2 separate regions of the Mus musculus genome follow, and region 2 is linked to region 1. Evidence: chromatin loops called from intact Hi-C (ENCODE). Cell type or tissue: heart. All regions are shown on one strand.

The links. Hi-C counts contacts between places; a loop is a spot of excess contacts. Peaks named below come from ENCODE experiments on the same cell type or tissue, not always from the same donor. Only the 100,000 strongest peaks of a DNase experiment are listed, where the experiment ranks them.
Region 2: it touches region 1 in a loop (8-fold over the local background); 5 of 42 quality-filtered maps call a loop at or near these places.

The regions. Positions count from the first base shown.
Region 1 is chr7:131,878,712-131,886,711 of GRCm38, reverse strand. No RefSeq gene overlaps it. Among named protein-coding and RNA genes, the nearest start is that of Gm34645, 55 kb to the right of the region's middle. In heart, a CTCF peak has its summit at 4,248 (motif pointing right); no DNase peak of the experiment used is centred here; H3K27me3 peaks cover 3,513 bases.
Region 2 is chr7:131,367,687-131,375,686 of GRCm38, reverse strand. It overlaps Pstk (phosphoseryl-tRNA kinase), which reads right to left and starts at 4,541. Exons shown (of 6, transcript NM_001039534.1): 1 at 4,298-4,541; 2 at 1,857-2,151; 3 at 1,424-1,622. The coding sequence starts at 4,513. In heart, CTCF peaks have their summits at 3,578, 4,383 and 4,584; a DNase peak (open chromatin) is centred at 4,536; H3K4me3 peaks cover 1,575 bases; H3K27ac peaks cover 1,143 bases.

The sequences.
Region 1 (8,000 bases):
GGCTCTGTTCAGCCTCAGTTCTCCTTCTGTGCCCTTGGGCAAATGTCCTGTCTCAGGACAGCATTTCTACTACAGAATACGACTGACAGCTGCCTTTGGTTTACGGTGAAAACTGGCCCAATAGAGCCAAGCAGAGCACCCAACGCAAGGTGGCTGCCAAAGTCATGTGTTATGTCAGGCTCATACTTCCCAGTGTCCGATGCATTAGTCAGAGCCACCTAACATAGATGACAACATCCCAAATAACCAAGAGTCAGGATGAGGGTCTCCAAAGGATCACTGTGTTTACATATGAACTGCAGAACATGACAGTGAAAGCCCATAGACCACAGTAAAACACAGGTGTCTTCAAAAGGCTTGAAACAAGTTCATGGATACAGAAGTTAGGAGATTTGCCTCCGGAATTCTGAAACAGTGACAATGATAAATTCCAAGGAACTGAAGCTAGGTCCTCTGCAAGAGCAGACATGTTCTTAACCACTGAGCATCTCCCCAGCTCCAGAGATAGCTCACATTTCTCTCATGGTGTGAAGCAAATGACTTCTAGGCATTGGTGTGTGCTATGGGTCTGGAGAAGTCCAGACTCTACAATGCAAGGAATAATTCAGTGTCTCTAAGCACCTGAAACCAGGGTGCCTGGCAATCTGGGACAGTTGCTGGTATATCTGAATCCGGAGTGTTCAAATGTCAGGTGGGAGATGTCCCAGCTCTGGAAGACAAAATGCCCCCCTTCTCTACCTTTCCCTTCCATTTGGATCTCAAGGGATAGATGAGTTTAATTGAATCAGATTAGGAAAAAAAAATGAATGAGTCAAATCCCTTGTGTGGTCCTACTCACAGCAGTATCTGTTCAACCCCCTGCAGGATTCCAACCTGAAAGGAGGAAGAGCTGAAGGGTGCTGTGGGTCCAGAAGCTCCATGGAGACCTAGACCATTACCCCAGGCCTCTTCTCCTCCCCTGGCACTCCCATGCTGCACACATGGCCTCAGACATCTGGGCCTGCCTCCTTCGTGCTCCTTAGGCAGGCTAAGTAGGTACTGTCTCTAGGTCCCAATGTTTGCTGTGCCATCTTCCTGGACTGCTGTTCCCTTAAGTATCTTTACCCGCATGTCACCTTCTCCATGTATTTGCCTCTGCTGACCCCTCTAATGTGGCCGCTCCCCTTCTGCTTCTCAGCCCTTTCCTGCTCAGTTCGTGTCTTAGCTTCTCCATGAGAAATGAGCTGGTTTCCTTTTTTACTATGTCTGAGCTTCAGGAGCACGGACGGTGCTTTATATGGAAACGATGCTGAGCAGAGTACATAACTGCTTTCTGGATAGTGAAGAGGCTGAGGAAAGACCCTTGGCCACACCTGAAGGTGCCTGCACTCTCATCTGACAGCTTCCACACATCCACTGCTGCAGGCCAGGGAGCTTCAAGATCCCATGTCCCCAGACCTCCACAATGGCCCCAGTAAGGTAGGCAGGGCTTCTTTCAGTCCCCGAGTACTATAGACAGACTCTGAGAAATAGAGAAAGCTCAAGTCTAGGAAGGGCTTAGCACCCTTTGTGCCTAGTAGATAGTATACATGGAATAGATAGGTAAACAGATGTTAGATATAGATGATAGATAGATAGATATATAGATAGATATTTATCATAAATATTTACATATTACATATTAACATAAATATTTATCTTAAGGCTTTGCCTCATATAATAATCATAAGAATGACAAGTCATAATATCTGTGGTGACAGCAAAATGGTAACCCAGAAGGGACAAGAGTGTAGTTCCCATTTAAGCTCAAAGTCCCAGGAGGCAGGAAGGCTGGTGGATAAATCTAATCTGATGGCAGAAGACAAGAGACTCAGTGGGAGCAGATTTTTTTCTTTCCAGATCAACGTCCCCATTAGAAAGTGGTCAGATGGGAGACACCGTCTCTCACCCATGTCAATAGAACTTTCTCCGTAATTCAGACCTTTACCTGATTTGGTGATTTCTAGCTCCATAGAAGAGGCCTATCTGCTTTACAAAATACATGAAATAAAATGTCAATTTCATGGGAAAACTTTGCCATAGACATATCCGGAATAGTGTTTGACCAAGCAAACATACAAAAGTAACCACCACAAGAGTTACAGTAGAGAGCACACTCCACCATGCTCGAAGTGCCCCGGGGATATGTCTTCATTTCTCTGAGTCTCAAGTTTCTTCTTCAGTGAATGCGGGCATCCTTGGTAACTGTTTAAATGTTTTTTGACACTCATGGTTGGCTCCATACTCTTCTCTGAAAATTCTTAATAACATTTAAGATGATTTATTAATAATATTAATAAGTGCCCCAACTATGGTTTTGTGGGTGGACCTGAGTGGAGATGACATTCTCAACTTCTTGGCTACGTGCTTGAGAATATGAAAGGAGATGTCACACAAGTGCTCCTTGCCTAATGCACAGTACTTGGTCATATCATAGGTTCATCATGATTATAACACCAAGAAGTTCCTAGTCAGGCTGGGACTTCAAAGCCAGAAGGACCAGTGGGATGTAGAACTGGCTCTAGAAGATGGTCCAGGTAGAGTCTAATGCAGCCAAACATAAAGTCAAGAAATATATGCTGTTCTAATTGTATTTCTGTTGCTGTGAAAAAGTACTCAGGAAATAAACCAGCTTGGGTGTGTGTGTGTGTGTGTGTGTGTGTGTGTGTGTGTGTGTGTGGTTATTTCAGTGTCACTCGATCAGGTTTATCATAACAGCCCCAACTCCTGGTACCAATTTATGTTCTACTTTCACTTCTGTTTCTGTAATAAAATACCCTGATAAAAAGCAACTTAGAAAATAATGGGTTTATTTTAGCGTAAATTTTAAGGTGGTGATCCATCGTAGCACAGAAGGCACCAAGGCAGGGATCTTGAGGCAGCTACTCACAGCACAGCCACAGCTAAGAGCAGAGAAACAAATGCATATATGCTCACTTGTTTGCCTGCTTATGTGCAACTCAATTTCTCTGCTTCTATATGGTTCAGAACCCCCTGCCTAGGCAAGGGTTCCACCCAAAGTGGACTGGGTCTTCCCACGTCAATTTAGTTAATTAATCTTCCACAGTCATGTTCACTGAAAACCCATGGAGACAGCATCACATTAAGACTCTTTTCTCAGGTAATTCTAGACTGTATCCAGATGACAATTAAAGGCATTTACTTATCCTTGTTGGGAACTGGGAGGGTGGAAAGGGTCTAGGGGAGAAAGAGGAAGGGTATAAGGAACAGGAGGAAGCTCCAGCAACCCGAGTAAGTACCACACAGTGGACGTGGAAGGAAGGAGGCCCCAGTGTGGCTGTGCATGAGATGCAAAGCCACTGGAACTGCACTGCATGCTTCAGAACCCCCAAATAGTTGTGTCTTTGAGGAGACTCCCAGTCTCTCTGTGCCCCGAGTCCTTTCTAGGAATAGGGGCAACAGCACAGATGGAAATGCACGGTGCACAAGATTGGTGCTCGAGAGGGTAGGCAAGGCGATTTTTCAAGTTGGTATAGCAGGAGGTGTCACTTGCTCTGCAAGCCTTGTTGGCATTCCTCACTCTTAAGACTGGGTTCTTAAAGTCCCTCCAGTCTCCTCTGTGACTTGCTCCCTCTCTGCTGGTCCAACGACAGCACTTGAGATAGCTGACTTCCAGGCGAGGAGTCTCTGGCACCTGCCAGTACACCCTTACTGTTCCTTCTAACTGGAGCACTTTTGACTTTAGAACAAATCCCCTCCAGGGCTCACCTAGCACGGCTCGCAGTTACCCTCTCTCCATATGCCCCACTTCATATTCAAACAGCTCTGCTCACCTTTCACCTGGATTGTATTAGACAGAACGTATTTGAATTTTCTCATTTATTTTTGTCTCCCACTGGAACACAAACCCCACAAAAGGTGGGGGCTTTATCTTGGCCAGGTTTTCCTGTTTCCAACACCCTAGGTGTGTCACAGTTTTTCTTGTAATGACGAATTCCTTTTCTCACGGACATGTGAACTGGGGCTCAATGAGAGAATATTGCTTATCGAGAACTCTCTGCTCTCAGGCTTGGCTGGTCCCTGGGTGGTGTGCCGGTGGATATTTAAGATCTGGCACTCCAGGTTGTGTTTGCTGGTTTTACTGGTGTACATAGTGCCAAAATGGATGTTGCTAAATTATGTGTCTGGTGGGCTCTGAAAGAAAACAGTGTAAGCTGATGCAAAAAAGCTCTTGCCTGCCCTCCAGGCTGCGTCATATGCAGTACAGCTTCAAACCACCAGGGGGCAGCCTCTCCCCACTGAAGACATATACTCTCTCACCCCTCTGCACTTTTGCCAAGCAGGGCATGGTGGGTCCCTGTTTGGTTTCTGTGTTACCAGCAGTGCCTAGCCCTGGGTGGTTGTCTGCTGAAAACAGACATTGCCTGAACAAAAGTGAAGTAAGCGAAACAGATTGTAGGTCTGAATAGATCACTGGTGACCCCTGGTGAGGGGAGACTCAGTGAAGAAAGTCAGGATCCTGTCACCCTAAGAAGCTCTGGCAGGTGACACTTCCCAGCTTGCTTTTGGCTCTGTCTGAGGTCCTGACACCTAAAGGCCAGCTCAGGGTCCCTGGCTCATTCTCTTAACCCTGTCCAGTTGGGCCTTGTGGCTGAGACCAGCAGGCTAGAGTTCGACTTGGAATGCGTGAAATTGCCACATCCCCTTCTGGTATTCACTGTAACAGAGAGTAAGAACATTCCTTGGTAGGATCAAGCTCTGGGCCTTGCCTGGGTCTTCACCAAAGTGACTCCTTTACCCTGGTTAAGAAGCACGGGGCCAAGTCTGGAGCCTGTGTTTCCCAACAGTAAGTTCTGGCATTCATTTGCTGAGTGGTTTTCTGACAGCCAGCCCAAGGTACTGTGTGCTCACTGGACAGGAGTTTCTCCCACCCAGGCCTGTGGAGCCACCCAGTGGGGTCCCAGGGCCTCCTCACTGTTCCTCTTGGGATATTGTCTACCAGAGGCTGCAGAGGCTTCTATTCCCTTCCACGCATGCAAACGACAAACCTTAGGATCCTTCTTCTCTTCTCAGGCATCTCTAAGGGCCTTTACCCTTGGATTCACACACATCAACCACCAGTGAGGCCTGGTGGCAAAATATGAACAAAGCAACGTGTGGGGTTATCCCACTCCCAAGGAGCAGAGTTCAAACAGGAGTTCGGGGCCTAGGTCAGCCAATGAAGTCTGGAGAGGAAAATGTTGGGAGCCATTCCAGCAAAATGGCTCCCAACAGGGAGTAAGGTGGTGGTGGGGATACCCAGCCTCTTAGCTAGGGCTTCTTTCAGCTTCCTGGGCTGGTCAGTGGAGACCAAGCAAGACTGTTCCTCTGGTCAGCGAGAGTCATGTCCAGTCTGAGCAGCACAGCTGCACTTATAAAAACTGTGTGATTTTTCAGAAGGGAGGCTATAGCCATAAGTGTCACCTGGCTTTGCGCTAGCTGGTCCTTATGTCAGAGGAGAACTATGGAGCAAGACAAGGAAAGGCTTATCTTCCTGCAGTACTAACACTGTGAGGCAAGAATTGATGGCTCTGGTGTTTTAAAATGCAGGCAGCATCTTTAAAGGACATTGGCTAGGTTTTTTTAAAATGGAATTTGAGGACAACAGTACACAGGAGTCCCTAACCTAGAGCCTGGCCATTTTCTCACGGCCAGCATGTTGTATAACAGTCAATTCCCTGATGGGTGGGTCCAGTGCTGCTCCAGACCCCATCAGGGCCTGGGGTAAGAGGCCATTTGCTCTTTTGCAATCTCCCTTATTTGTCCAAAAAAAAAAAAAAAAAAAAAAAAAAAACTACACAAGAAGACCACACTGGCAGTTAAAATTGATTTTTTTTTGTTGTTGTTTGTTTGTTTGTTTTTCTGTTTTCTCATTTGTCCAACTCTTTTATGACTTGAGTGGAAAACAGATGGCATTCAGAGAAACTGAGGCAGGTGATGAGAGACTGCTATGTTGGGCTGAGGGTGGTGGAGTTTTAGGTCATAGTTTGGTCCTGTGGAAAGATATGTACTCTGTGACACAACTGGAACCCTCCTGTGCCCTTTGGATCATCCATCCATCCATGCCAGAGATCTAACAGAAGCACAATGAGAGATTTGCCAGGGATGAAGCTACACTCGCCCTCCTTCCACCCCTGTGAGCGCCCACTGGGGAGCATGTGGCAGAAGGTGCCTCACTGTGGAGCGTCCCAGAAGATGGTGGTACAGTGGTCTCTGGGATGGGGATGAAGGGGAACAATGAGCAGGGGTGTCCCTGCCAAGCCTGAGCACTAGGTCCCTCAAGAGGCATTCCAGTGCTCAATCCCTGGGCAGGTCTGGGCCTCCGGGATACCTGAGACACCGCCCAGTTGGGGAGAGTCAAGTGCAGAGCAAACACCTGCACAGGTGTTTGCAGGCCTTGTGCTACGCCCACTACCCCTGGATAATGGCGCTCTGAGTGAACCTAGGAAACTTAACTCCTGCTTGTCCCCAAGTGAATGGGCACTGGGACTCTGCTCCCAGCTCCTTGGGGACTGTTGCATTGCAGGGGAGGACATTCCCCAGCACTGGGTACCAGGCAGCTTCCCTGGGGTGGGGGTGGGTCTCATCATGTTCAGGTGCACCGGGTATAGTGTCTCAAAGGACCATGGGGAAACTGAAATATTCTCAGCAGTTTATATTTTCCCCAATAAGCTGGTCATCACTGGCTGCTCCAGGCCTTCAAAGCTTTTCAGCCATGAAGTCCCTTGAAGAATAAGACTTGTCATCTGTGTCTCTATGGACCTTGATCACTTCTCCCCCGTGTTTCAAGATTCCACAGGCCCAAGGCATACAGTTTACACCTGAAGTCAGTGCAAGCTGCAGGTCACCTCCTGCCTCCTTGTAAGCTCCAGTTCCCACCGCTCTCCCCTTCCTCTCATCCTCCTCCACTCCTCAGGACACTGGCAATTCTCTGGTACTTTTCTGCAAAGCTCTCTGTCTCTGAGCCCAGCCCTGGGAATGGGCAGCACCAGACAGTTGGTGGGTGATCGGTGGTTATTGGTAGACACTAGGCCAGAACAATCCACCAAGGCAGCTAAGCCACAAGCAGGCGAAGATGGTGGCCTCATCACGAGGGCTTGGACTCCATGCGGTAGGAAGAAAAAAGTTGTGTTTGTTTGTTTGTTTGTTTCAGAACAGTTCAAATAGTTCATTTAAGAATCAGGGGATCAAGAACAGAGCGAAGCCCATGAAATGTAGCTAGCTAATCCGCTCTGGTTCTAATCCAAACCGCAGTTCCACACTTGCCTGATCACCGAGCACCCCCAGAAAGGCATCATAGCCTCTCTGACCCCTGCAAAGTAGCAAATGTCTCAGGGAGCTGGGCTGTGCAAACCCAGCCCCCGAGAGGAAAGCAGTCTCCACTTGGCTGGAAGCTGGCAGTCAACAAACATTAGCAACTACAGGCTCCCTTGAGAAACCTGATCAAAGCAGCCAGAGGAGGGCAAAAGGTTGATGCATGCTGAAAATGCCTGTGTGCAGTGGTGATTTGATTTGAGATCTTTGCCTTGGTCTTGGGCCGAGGTTCACTGCAGCGGGTCCACTTCACACCCTGAAGTCCTGCAGACCCTTGTTCTGACTACCATCCCGAGCTCAGAGGCTGTAAGTCGGGCTTGTCCGTTTCATCCCTGTAGCACTCTTGTATCCAGAGTGCTGTCTGACCCCGGCGCATTCAAGCAATGTTGACTGGCTGGCTTGTAGCTACTTTGTATCATTGAATCTCCTATCCTGCTCCTATGAAGCCAAAGCTAGAATTGAGCTTGCCACAGAGGGCTGCTGCAAGGAGGATGGAATGAGATGACCCGAGCAAGCCTCTGGTGAACAGACCACAAGATGCTTCCGAAAGACTTCTTCAGCTCTTCCAGGCACAACATTGTCAGATACCTCACATTTGGCACGCCTGGCAGGACATACTGACACATGGGACTATGGCTTCTCTACAGAACACAGCAATCTTTATCTCC
Region 2 (8,000 bases), 510 kb after region 1:
GAACAAAACACCCATGGAAGGAGTTACAGAAACAAAGTTTGGAGCTGAGATGAAAGGATGGACCATGTAGAGACTGCCATATCCAGGGATCCACCCCATAATCAGCATCCAAACGCTGACACCATTGCATATACTAGCAAGATTTTATCGAAAGGACCCAGATGTAGCTGTCTCTTGTGAGACTATGCCGGGGCCTAGCAAACACAGAAGTGGATGCTCACAGTCAGCTAATGGATGGATCACAGGGCTCCCAATGGAGGAGCTAGAGAAAGTACCCAAGGAGCTAAAGGGATCTTCAACCCTATAGGTGGAACAACATTATGAACTAACCAGTACCCCTGAGCTCTTGACTCTAGCTGCATATGTATCAAAAGATGGCCTAGTCGGCCATCACTGGAAAGAGAGGCCCATTGGACACGCAGACTTTGTGTGCCCCGGTACAGGGGAACGCCAGGGCCAAAGGGGGGGAGTGGGTGGGTAGGGGAGTGGGGGTGGGTGGGTAAGGGGGACTTTTGGTATAGCATTGGAAATGTAAATGAGCTAAATACCTAATAAAAAATGGAAAAAAAAAAAAAACAAATTTAAGCTTAAAAATTATTTACTAATGTGCACAATGTATCTGAGATCTACACTGTTTAACAACAGCACAGTTTGTCACCATATGAGGCCATATTAACTATCAGCTCACATATCACTAACATTAGATACATTTAAGTCTTCAATAACTCTCATGCCTGGCTGCTCCCATATTGGACAGAACAGAGAACATTTCCATCATTCATGAAATTTCTATCAAGAATGTTACAAATTCTACAGATATATCACCAATGGAAAGTTTCACATTCACATGGGCAGGATGACTAGAAAGAGCTCTAGGACAAACCAGAACCCAATATTAATTTAATTACAATTTAAGACTTTTGAGGAGTATTATACTATGACTTTGCACAAGTTACACAGGTGCTTGACCACTGAACTCAATAGATTTCTATAAAAACATTTCACAACCTACTTAGTAGGCAACTTTAACAAGAATACCAAAAGACAGGGTCTTTCAGTAGAATGGCTAGTCCTGAGTACCACCCCCACCCAGTGCTGGGATTATAGATGTGAGTAGCTATGCCCAGCTGTACAAATCTGAGCTTCAGGTTCAGTGCAGCAAGCCCTTTACCCAATGAGTTATCTCCCCAGCCTGAGACATTACAGTTTGAACAGTTAAAAGCAGACATTTATAAAGAAACTTGGATTCAAATCTTAGCCGTTAAAAGTTTGGTGACCCTGAACAAACTAAACTTTCTTGGTTTCGTTTGCTCCAGCACACAATTCCCCGAGCCTGTGGGAGAACGGTCAACCCCATACAGTTAAGCGTATGTTTCCCATGATACCTAGCAGGAGAGCACCAAAATGGCTTAGAGGAGAATACCTGGCTTCCAGAGAACATGCTGAACTCTGAATTATGAGGCTGTTGTGTTCCCAGGCATTTTTCTCAGGGTTGGGCTTCTCTATCTTTCTCCCCATGAGCTGGATGGTCTCGTCAGGCAGTGGCTGGGACCTCTCACCATTCCTCTTCAAACATGTCTCCAGGGGACAGTCTAAAAAGAGCTGGCAAAAGCCTAGCGAATCTGAAAACAGTTTTAAATAACCAAATTACCAGTTTGTCTCTCCAGAAATGTGAAATAAATATATACCAGTCCCAGAGGATGCAGGAGAAACTCCATTTGCAATACTGAATACCCTCTTTAAAAACTAAATCCATATAAACCCAATCCAATTAAAATCTCACTAAAGGCAGCTGTGATTTTGATATATGTGAATCGATGTTTCCACATGTAAGGAAAAAAAAATGTTGTAATTACATTTCCGAGCCAGTTGGTAGACTTCATATCTCATACTTTGGTAATAAAAGTTGTCATCTAACACCAAAAACAAAGGTCTAGAAACAGCAGGTTTTGCCAAGAGGTGGCAAGGCTGGGCCTCTAGTGCTGTAGGAAAGATCATCAAATCCTGACTTTTTAAGCAGGTTATGAAGTCTTCCCACACGGCCTCAGTCCTGTTGGGTGGGGCAGACATCTGAGCCCCACTAATGACCGCCACGAGGAAGCATTCCAGGTGCTTTAACAGTTCTTGTCGGAACATTTTCCACTGGGATGGCTACAAAACACAACAACAAAGAATTGAAATTTATATTAGGCATTTTTTTTTCCCAAGACAGGGAGGGTATAATCGCCCCAGCTGTTCTGAATCCACAGAGATCCACCTGCCCCTGCCTTACAAGTGCTGTGAGTAAAGGTATGCGACACCATGCCTGAATTTTGGCCAGTAGGCTCATTGTCTTGTTTTATTGCCATCCTCTTCCCATTTAAACTTGCACGCCACAATACTGAAGCACGTGCAGCTCTCAGGTGACGCCGTTCCTCATACCTTCCCGTCTTTATAGTTCCTGCACCCTTTCTCCCTGGAATATTTCCAAAGTCCCAGAGCTGTGTGAAGCGTTGTCAGACTCAATTATGTAGAAGGCAATCCAGCCCTATTCTGTCCATTGTCCCTATTCTAACAGGGCATGTATCAGCCAGGTACTTCTGTGCACCTTCATATTTCTCCCTGCCAGACCACCCGCCGCCAGCACAGAGGCTGGCTGGCACCTTACAGGTGTTCTAGAAATGTGTCCGAAATGGATGGATGGATGGGTGCGTGCATGCAGGAATATATGAGAATGAAATCCCTTTATATAGGAGACCAAAAGAGCCACAACCAAGATCCTGCTGGATTAAAACAACCTAAGCTATGCCAATGTTGGTTTGTTCTTGGAATGAAAAGGGATACCAACCAGTAAGACAAGTCCATTTGAAGGTCCTTTGGTCAAAATTTGAAGACCTCAGGCCAACAATTGGATTGTGAGATTGGGAAAGATGGCAGAAACAGAAGGAAGGAGACAAGGAGCCTGAGAATACAGGTAGTTTTGTGTTTTGAGGGATGGTGAGAGGAGAGTGGTTCTGCAGTCAAGACTGGAGGAGATACAAAAGGGCAGGAGAGGAGCCCTGCTCTTGCCCTATCTACAAAAAAGTACCCCAGATTAACCCAGAGAAGGAAATGTGTGTCACTGCCTAAAGGGTGGAGATTTTCTAACCACACTGACCAAATAAGGCCTGGGGTGGGGGGCGGGGGAGGGAGTGGAGAAAATAAAAATGCAGTAATAAAGGCGAAGGCAAGCCAATCCTCATCAGTAACCATTATCTTCCTCCAACGTGGCGGGAGTCCTACCTACAAGTTACCCAATTACAATGCTGTTGTTGTCCTCAGAGCCAAAGCAGAAGCGGCATCTTCTGATGAAGAAATACATGTTTCCCACATTCCAAATACACTGAGGCTTTGCATATACTTATCTTTGTGTGCGGGTACTCTGAATATACTTAGAAAATGTAGTCATCCTATTTGCCTTAAATTCATGTAACTTTTCTACACCTGAGCACTAAGCAACAAATGTAACAATTTAAGATGTCAGGAGATATCTGCTTTAGAGTTAAGTATGCAACTGGAGACCGGACTCTATTGCCATGTAGTCGGCTTCCAGCAGGGGTGCACCTCACTGGGGTGTAAATGCAAGGATTAAGGAGTATATACTTGGCACATACAATTCAAGCTTATCACTCCACCTGGCTGTCAACCAAGAAATCACCACGTTTTTCAATACTATTGGCAGACCAGGCCCTTGGTTTGGTAAAACTTTCCTGGAGGGACCTAGCAATTTTGTTATTTATCACTTGTATTCTTTATTCTCATGGGGAGTTCCAAAATGGTACAGAGCTACAGAGCTCCAGTCCTACAGATTCTGGTTTTAACCTTTTTTTTTTTTTTTAAAGATCCCTTTCTTTGCCTAGGTCCTAGGCGCTACGGAGAAACTACCAAGGGATTATTATCAGGGTGTATCTGCCTAGGATGTCTACCTTGTACACTAAATGTAAAACTTCACTCTGCCTTAGGACTCTTGTACGGGAGGGGTCTGGGTGATCCTTGAGCTCGGGAGTTTGAGACTAACCCAGACAACATAGCTAGGCCTTATCTTAAAGCTCCACTGCATAGAATATGCAGTATGTGAACGTACCAAATTTGGCATAAACACCTCTACAAAGCTCTGACCATATTATTCCGAAAAAGGTCTACAGAGCGGAGCTAGCCAGCTCCCCTAGCCACCGGCTCCGGTCAGGCTTCCCTTCCCACCCAGGCACTGCAGGATCCACCCACAGCCTCACCGCCTGGGCCGAGCCTGCAAACCCGTCCGCCCCCACCCGATGCTGACCCGAGGCTGTGTGCCATCGCAGTCCGGGAGCGCAAGAGGCAGCACATCGTCGTAGGAGAGGACGCCCACGGCCCAACCCCGCTCCCGCCGCAGGCGGAGGGCCAGCGCACGTGCAAAAGTCGACTTTCCGGCCGCCGGCAAGCCGCAGAGGACGCACAGTCCTAGTTTGGGCTGTCCGTCTCTGCGAGTGGCCCCACGAGCCGCCGCGGTCTTCATGCCCTTGCTGCAGTCTCCAGAAACCTTTGCGCCGGGTGCGCAGGCGCAGTGCCCCAGCACCACGCCGCGCCCTCTGGCGACGTTGAGGAGGAGCAACAAGCGAGGATGCGAGTCCAGAGAAGATGCCTTAGTCCAGGCTGCTACTCAGGTGGCCCTCTGGACCTTGTGAATAACATGTGTCAGCTGTCCCTGACCCTAGTACCCTAGGCCAGGTGTCCTTGGCGCTTCTTTTCATACTTTCTGGACACTTTAAGGGTCCCAGAGTTGGGTTTACTCCAGATGTTATCAACTTCCCTGCCCCACCTTCAAGCCATTAGGGTTTCCTGTTTGGTTTGGTTACGTTGGGCATCCTCTGTACAAAGAGAGACTAGAAACCTTTAAAGGAAGGCTTTGAAAGGTAAAGTGCGGGACATCAAATAGGCGGTGAAGCGAGGACAGCATATTTCTCTCTCTCTTTCTGGGCTTGAAGGGAGCAATGGTTGAATATTCCTGAGTCCTGGGCTGCCAGGTGGCAGCTAGTGGGAAGAAATAGGACCGGAAATGCACATCCTTATCCCCAATACATGCTGGCAGAAAACTCGGATTATAGAATTTTTTTTTTTTGTAAATATTAGCGAGCTTGGAGTTGGGGTATGATCCCAGCACTCAGAAAGGAGCTGCGCATAGGAGCATAGCAGCACACAGGAGGAGCAAGAGTTTGAGGCAAGCCTGTGCTACAGGAGACTGTGTCAAACTCTTTACCCTTCCTAAAAACACAGACTGACAGACCTCAGAGAACTACCAAATAAAAATGTGTGAGAGGGGTGTGGTATAAGAAAAATAAGCTTTTATGGTACTTTTTATTCATAAAAGATGTGTTCAAACTGTAGTCATCACTCAAGAACAAAATCAGTGCGTGCTGAAGTGAACTACAGCTGACATAAGAAGGGTGGTACATGCCTCTGGAGGGGCAGTAAGGAGAGTCATGGTAAGTTCAAGGCCAGCTTGGTCTACAAAGAGAATACAAGACCAATCAGAGCTACAGTGTGAGTGAGACCTGTTCTCAAAAGACCAAACAAAAATAAGAAGCAAAACCCAGAGGAGAATTGGCTGCTAAGTGTGGTGTGGTGCATGATGAAGTGCATAACGTTCTCTGTCTCTCTTGGTTGGAGAGGAAAAGCTCTTCCTCTCACATGGTTGCCATTGGCCCAATACAAGGGCCTATCCTAAACCATTTGCTTCTCTTCATCCTTCTCCATACCCACACAAGTTTCCTTGGTTTTTCAGGCAACAAAATCATGGCTATTTTGGGAGAATATATATGTGTATATATATATAATATATTTAATATGAAATATTATATATATATAACACATTCAACTAATTCTTAACAAATCCTTTATTCTTGAGAATTCCACACAGGTATACAATGTAATATGAATTTATTTATCCCTACTATTTTCTTCTTCTACCATGTACCATGTCAGAAGGTGTGAATAGCAAAGCTGCTTGTGCCTGTAACCCAACATTTCAGGTTGGAGACAGGTGTACCCAGAGAGCTGTGAAAACCCGGGTGAAACCCCATCTCAAGGCAACCGACAGGAATGGCTTCCCTCTGCCCTCTGTATGCACTTGTGTAACTGGACACACCCCGTCAAATGCTTGTACCATGAACATACACTATATTTCCCTACACGATGTTCAAGTTTACATCGAGGTTCACTTTTCAATTGTATATTCTTAGTTGTACTTTGAAGTGATAGCAAAACCCAAGGCTTCACATATACTCAATAATTCCATCAACTGAGCAGTAATGTCTAGAAATTATTCAGGATCAGTCTACTTGCAATCATTACAGATTTAAACATTTATTGACCCTAGATCAAGTTCATTACTTCAAAAAAAAAAACTATGAAGTTTGCTCTCCTCTTTTCCACTAAAGTAATAGAAAGCACTGTTGTCTACCCAGTTAACCTGTTTCCCTTGGTTCTTGCCTCTTCTTTACCCTCAACTTGCCAGCTTCCTCCATTTTCTCTTCAAAATACATTTCCATCTTCAGCCACCAAATTAGTTATGTTTCTCATTACCCACAAAAGGCAGTTTGAGCTTTTGTTTTGCCTCGGTGTTCAAGGGTACAGTGGGATGTGGCAGGAAAATCATGTCAGCAGAAACATGATGCCGATTGCCACATTGGATCCACTGGAAGCAGAGGAAGATGAATGCTGGTGTTCCAGTTGCTTGTTGCTTTCAATTCAGTCCAGGACCCCAGTCCATAGGTTGCCCTCATTTGGAGTCTTTCCACTTTTGTCATCCCAATTTAGAAAGCTCCTCACATAAACAAAAGAAGAAACTTAATCAGAGACTTGCCCAGAATCACATCTCATCAGTGATCATAACAGGTTGGCAATATTAACAATCACAGCCATCTCTCATTCCTGGGCTCTACAGGTTCCTAATACTATAAATGAAACCACTTCCCCTAGATATGCTCTAAAGTTTGTAATGTGTCTCAGTCTGGATAAAGCCAGTGGGTGTCCAGGATAACAGCACATATCAAATGCATTAACATTACCATGGGTATTCCCCCAGAGCAAGGAACATCTGGACCCCCACACTCATTCTACTTTTTGAACTACATTCCTGAAATTCTTCAAATCTTAAAAAGTCAAGAAGCATTATTCTATCTGTAAGATTTAGGAACATAACTGTATATTAGTTTGCCAAGAGTCAGCCACCTATTGCGCTGTATAGCTTTATGTAAACAAGTCATTTGAGAGGAGGGAAACTTCGGTTAAGAAAATGCCTCCATAAAATGTGGCTGTAGGCAGGCCTATAAGTCATCTTCCTAATTAGTGGTGGACGAGGGAGGGCCCAGCCCACTGTGGGTGGTGCCATCCCTTGGCTGGTGGCTTTGGTTCTATAAGAAATCAGGCTGAGCAAACCACCGGAAGCAAGCCAGTAAGCAGCATGCTTCCATGACCTCTCCATCAGCTTCTGCCTCCAGGTTCCTGCCCTGACTTTCTTCAAGAAGTTTGGAAGTGTAACCTGTTGTGATAAGTTTACTGGCTTTGAAATATATTCTGACTTTATTTGCATAAAACTGTTAGAAAACTAGACAAAAGGCCATATTTACTGCACATCTCCATAATCTCCAACATAATTGTTAGTCCTAACAAATCCACTTAAAAACAGAAAGGGGGAAGATGTAGTGATTTGTAAAGTGAAGTCTCTGTGTCTGGCTTTGAGTGAAATGTTTCAGCAAAGCCTTTGCTATGTTTTGGGTCAATCAGTAGAGGCTGAGAGACTGTTTGAACCTTGAAGAAATAGTGTCTCTCAGGAAGTCTGCACTTGGTGCTATGTGGGAGCTTGCAGCTGCGCAGACCTTGCTCCTCAGGCACTCCTGGCAAACTTGGGAGTTCTTATTTTTGATTAACAAAGAGGACGGAGATTTGTGTGGGTTGTCAGTGCTCACCGACATTGAGGATATGACAACTTTGGTAGTTGGAAC